2 separate regions of the Homo sapiens genome follow, and region 1 is linked to region 2. Evidence: read pairs that join two places in POLR2A ChIA-PET (ENCODE). Cell type or tissue: Panc1. All regions are shown on one strand.

Region 1 (2,500 bases), 160 kb after region 2:
TAGAAGATGACCTTTTGAGAAGCAAACCTGAATGTTGATTCAAGCCCAAATTTCCTGGGCTCAGGTGTTAATTTTTTAAGTCTTTGGAACCTCTTTGCCGAGGTCTCAAGCAGGTAGAAGACATTAATAATAATTCCTTATATTTGATTGCGTGGTGCTCTGTAGTTTACTGAGTACTTACTATATATGTACAGATAGGCCCTTATTTGATCTTCACAGGAACCTGTGAGGTAGGCAGAGCTTATGAGCTTCATTTCCCAGGTAGGAAAACTCCTACGTGGTTACGTAACCTGCTCCAGGTGTGATCCCAGGTGCAATCCAGCTCAACAAGCACACTGAGCCTCAGGAGCTCTTGGGATCAGAACCCAGGACTCGATCCCACTCCGTGCCGCCTTCTCACCCACCCCTCTTCCACCAAGTGGGTGGAAATAGCACTTGCTTTGAAATAAGTAACGAATGATCTTTGTGAAAAGGAACCTAAACAGCAGTGGGCCATCTTTATTCACATCTATAGTACCAAGTGCTGAGTAAGGGGATTTTAGACTCCAGACACCCGTCCTGTTTGTCAGGCCAGAGCTGCAGTGTGTTGACTGCACATCTGTCTCTTGTCACTCCTGCTCCTGTGGGTAACCAGCCAGAGTGCCCCTGAGGCAGAGACAGGCCAATCCCTGGAGAGTTCTGCGAGGTCTAGGGAAGAGTTCTTTGTATTTAAAATTTCATGTGAACTTCAGCAGTTTCCTCTGCCTCTGTAGTCAGCTTTTGCCTTTTCAAACTTTAGTTAGATGGATAATGACTTTTACTCATTAGGACTTTTTTCCATTAGTTGGAAACCCAGAGTTGCAATACGTTTCTTTTTTCCTTAGAATCACCGGGTTTATGGGAATAACAATTGGGATTCTCTTTATATAAAAATAGTGGTGGAATCTTGGCACAGGGTTCATATGTGGCTTTGTTGAAGGCTTGTTGTCACTTCCTTATTTGTATAATTTCCCTCCTTTGTGGCCTAAACATGACTTTCAAAGAGTCAAGAGGAGTTAAGTCCTAATTTTTATTTTAGAACATCTGAAAAATGAATTCAGAGAAAAGTGATATTGATGCCTTGGATTTCCCCACACATACAAATCCCAATCTCCTGCTGACTTTTTCTCATGTTTTTGGGCTTCAGGGACTGTTGTGGGATTTGTATTTTGATACTGAAGGACCAACACAGACTGACTTAGCTTCTTGCCTGTGTGCAGGTCATGTGCCACTGTCACTGGAGAGAATTTCATGTTGTGACTTCTGTTCAGATTTGTTTTTTTTTTATGGCTTTCCCATCAGGGTTCTTGGGAGCCATGGCTGCTTCTTGATATCTTCTGTTTCCCTGTAGAACAGACGATTGCAGGCCCGGGGCCCTGGCAAGCTGGGCCCTCTGTGGCTTTCTGAGTCCATTGTGAGGCAGAGGATCAGGTGCGTTTTGGGCAGCAGCCTTCAGAGCAAGGCACTGACCTGATGATTCACACTGACCCCTCCCCTCCGCTGAATTTTCTGACAACCTTGTGACTCTCACATGGGAAATGTGAGTGGTTTTTGAGAAATCTTTACATAAGAGGTTTTAAAATTTTCTTTTGAGATTGCCTCGGTGTTTTTCCTTAAAGTTAGCACATTCTTTGCTTTCTACTTCAGCCTCAAGGACAGGAAGTTCATTCTCGCTCTTTACATTGGGGTGTTGATGTTTGTGGTTTTGTTGTTTTGTTCTTCATGTTACTCATGATGTATTGATATTAATTAACCTAAATACATATGGAAATATTCTTTCATTACTTAGAGCTTATATAGTTCCTGGTGCAGATGTGCAAAAATAGTGCTTTAGTAATTGCTAAGTCACTATCTTGCTTTTCTCTCTACTGTGATTGAGTATTTCTTACATGGAACTATAGCTTCCTCTTATCAACAAATAAGCAGGAAATAGAAATTATGTAAATAAGCAATTTCCATTACCTACTTCACTGACTTGACAAATAGGCATTTGGTCTGCTTTAATTAATATTTTTCAAAATGTTAAGTGCCTGTTGCTGTTACTTAATTTTGCAGGTAGCATTGGAAGTTTCTGTGATTGTACTTGAGTGGGCACTTCTTGTTGAAATTTACCATTGAGACCCTGGTAACACTGAAGTTTGTGTTGACTTTCTGTAGGTGTTTTCACAGTCCTGTGTTTGGTATGGAGAGTGTGGAATTGCATATGGGGACAAGAGGTACAATTGCGAATATTCTGGCCCACCAAAACCATTGCCAAAGGATGGATATGACTTAGTGCAGGTAAGTTCATTATCTTAGGCACTGGGAACACAAAATGCTGATCACAAGATCCTCTGTAATTATTCCTTAAATGTTATTGCAGGGTGGAGGTGGAGATGAGACTAACAGGCTTAAGTCTTATCCCGGACTCTCAAACTCTAACCTGTGGCATACAGTGCAGAGAAAGAACACCGTAACTCCAAAGGCTTAATTTTTCAGGGGC
Region 2 (2,500 bases):
CTCTCGCCTCTTCCCTGCTGCCCATCCTACTACTAGCCCCAGCCTTTGCCTCAGCTCCTCTCTTCCCTCTGAGCCCTTCTAGCCCCTGGCTGCTCAGAATGTGGCCCACAGACCAGCAACCTTGACCTCATCAAGGGGCATCTTAGAAATGCAGGATCTACCGGCACAGCCACACCTTGTGAATCAGAATCATCATTTTAATAAATGATCCAGATGCACACTAAGGTTTGGGAAGCACTGGTTCAGCCCATAATACACACCCTTGTTCCATCAGAATCACATTGCCAGGGCTGCCCTTTCTCCTAAGGAAAGCTGATCTCATGTGACTCTGAAGTCAATGTCTTACCTCTCCTAAAGCCATTAGCCTTTTATTTTATTTTTTATAATTTCAACTTTTACTTTAGATCCAGGAAGTGCATGTGTAGGTTTGTTACATGGGTATATTGCGTGATGCTGAGGTCTAGGGTACAACAGATCCCATCATCCAGGTAGTGAGCATGGTACCCAGTAGTTTCCCAACCCTTTCCCCTCCCTCCCTCCTCTAGTAGTCCCCAGTGGCTGTTGTTGCCATCTTTAAAGACATGAGCCTTTTAAAAGCTTTATCCTCAGCTAAAGGAATTCCAGGCTCATGGGAAACCTACTCTTACCTCCTGAAATTACACCATGCCAACAGCTGCCAGACCATCTCCCTGGAAAGCTGGCCCTGTTTTCCTGCCTGTGAAGTGTATGTCTTCTTCATGCCATGACTGCACACCAGTTTGTGGGGCAAAGTAAGTGTCTTCAGGTAGATAGTACAAAGTACAGTATATTTGTGCAGGTCTATCTGCCACAAGATAATACATTGAGCAAAGAATTTCACTGTAGAGCACACTTTAGTCCCCAGCTGTCCTCCAAAGAAGCAATAAATCTTAACAAGAAGAGAAAAAATGACTAGGAAGAAGTACAATGTGGGTGGGAGGGGTGTTTTAAAAGAATGCCTCAAGACATTATATGTCATGTTCTAGATGCTTAGGATGAATCCCTGTATATTTAGAATCCCACTCTTAGCTAGCAACACACATATTATTATCCCACTGTCACTGGAAACATTTAAGAGCAAAAGAAAAAATTCTCTGGGAATGAAGTAGTACAATAGCTCATGAGGTCTTATAATTAAAGGATATATTTGCTCAAGGGGAAAACAACCAAATCAATTTTAAAAGGCAACAGCTGAGTAAAAGCAGGTTCTTTGTCCATTAGGGGTTGTAAAAGGAAAATTATAACCTGGCACCGTCTTCAGACAGCCTTTGATGTTCAGTCATTCTGCTTGCTGTTGAGCTTCTCTGTAACAATCCACTTAGAAAAAACCCAAGAAATAAGCCTTGGTAAGCTCATAAAGTTTCAGAGTCTTCCGCAGAATTGCACTATACTTCTCAACATGACTCAGAAATATTTAACAATGTAAAACAAGAAATACTTCTGTATGAATATACAAATTTTTCAGGCTTAGAATAATCATAAAGGTAAAATATGCCCGGACAGCGTATTCTAAGTAAGAAAAAATGTATCACTGAAATGAAAACAGCAATTATATTTCACTGTTTCATCAATATATTGCTTGTATTCATCTACATCCCATTTTGTTTAAGAAAAAAAGAGTGAAGCCTGGGCACGGTGGTTCATGCCTGTAATCCCAGCACTTTGGGAGGCCGAGGCAGGCGGATCACCTGAGGTTAGGAGTTCAAGACCAGCCTGGCCAACATGGTGAAACTCCATCTCTACAAAAATACAAAAATTAGCTGGGCGTGATGGTGGGTGCCTGTAATCCCGGCTACTCAGGAGGCTGAATCAGGAGAATCGCTTGAGCCCGGGAGGCAGAGGTTGCAGTGAGCCAAGATTGCACATTGCACTCCAGCCTGGATAACAGAGCGAGACTCCGTCTCAAAAAAAAAAAAAAAAAAGAAAGAAAAAGAAAAAAAGACTGGGGAGGAGATTGAGGGCAGTGTATAAGGATGGAAAGAAAATGGCAATGTGAAATCACCAAAAATCAAAAACAAAAAAAAGGAGTAAAAGCAAAATTACAGATAGGGATGAAATGTTGGAACCTGTAATGAGGTTTGCACACAAAATAATGCAGGCCATGAAGCTGTGTCCACCTGCATGGTGGAGCCATACATTTGCCCCTATGCTTCTAGTAGCCAGCAAAAAGAGGGAAACTTAATCCCAGGGTCCATACATTTTTGTTTTATTTCGTTTTTTAATGTCCTAAAGAAGCACAACTATTCCGGGACTAAAGGGATTGTCCAAATGGATCTTTGCAGGGGAACACAGTGGGCAGTGATGAACAACATCATGACAGCATCCTGCGAGAGGGACAGCAATTATGACCAAACACCCACACGGGCCATGAGCATTCCAGCTAAGCCCAGCACAGACAGGACGGGAGCGTCACGTACATTGCCATCACACAGCGCCTAAGGCTGGCTCTGGTGCCAGACTTGGGGGAGCAAATCCCGGGTCT

What was found. Peaks named below come from ENCODE experiments on the same cell type or tissue, not always from the same donor. Only the 100,000 strongest peaks of a DNase experiment are listed, where the experiment ranks them.
Region 1: POLR2A ChIA-PET joins it to region 2 with 12 read pairs; 2 of 35 experiments call an interaction of 5 or more read pairs at or near these places.

The regions. Positions count from the first base shown.
Region 1 is chr18:23,573,250-23,575,749 of GRCh38, reverse strand. NPC1 (NPC intracellular cholesterol transporter 1) reads left to right here. Exons shown (of 25, transcript NM_000271.5): 2 at 2,176-2,298. Among named protein-coding and RNA genes, the nearest start is that of NPC1, 12 kb to the left of the region's middle. RefSeq lists an enhancer at 1,371-1,665. In Panc1, no CTCF peak of the experiment used is centred here; a DNase peak (open chromatin) is centred at 1,519.
Region 2 is chr18:23,729,809-23,732,308 of GRCh38, reverse strand. All of the region lies in intron 2 of LAMA3 (laminin subunit alpha 3), which reads right to left. Among named protein-coding and RNA genes, the nearest start is that of LAMA3, 42 kb to the right of the region's middle. In Panc1, no CTCF peak of the experiment used is centred here; no DNase peak of the experiment used is centred here.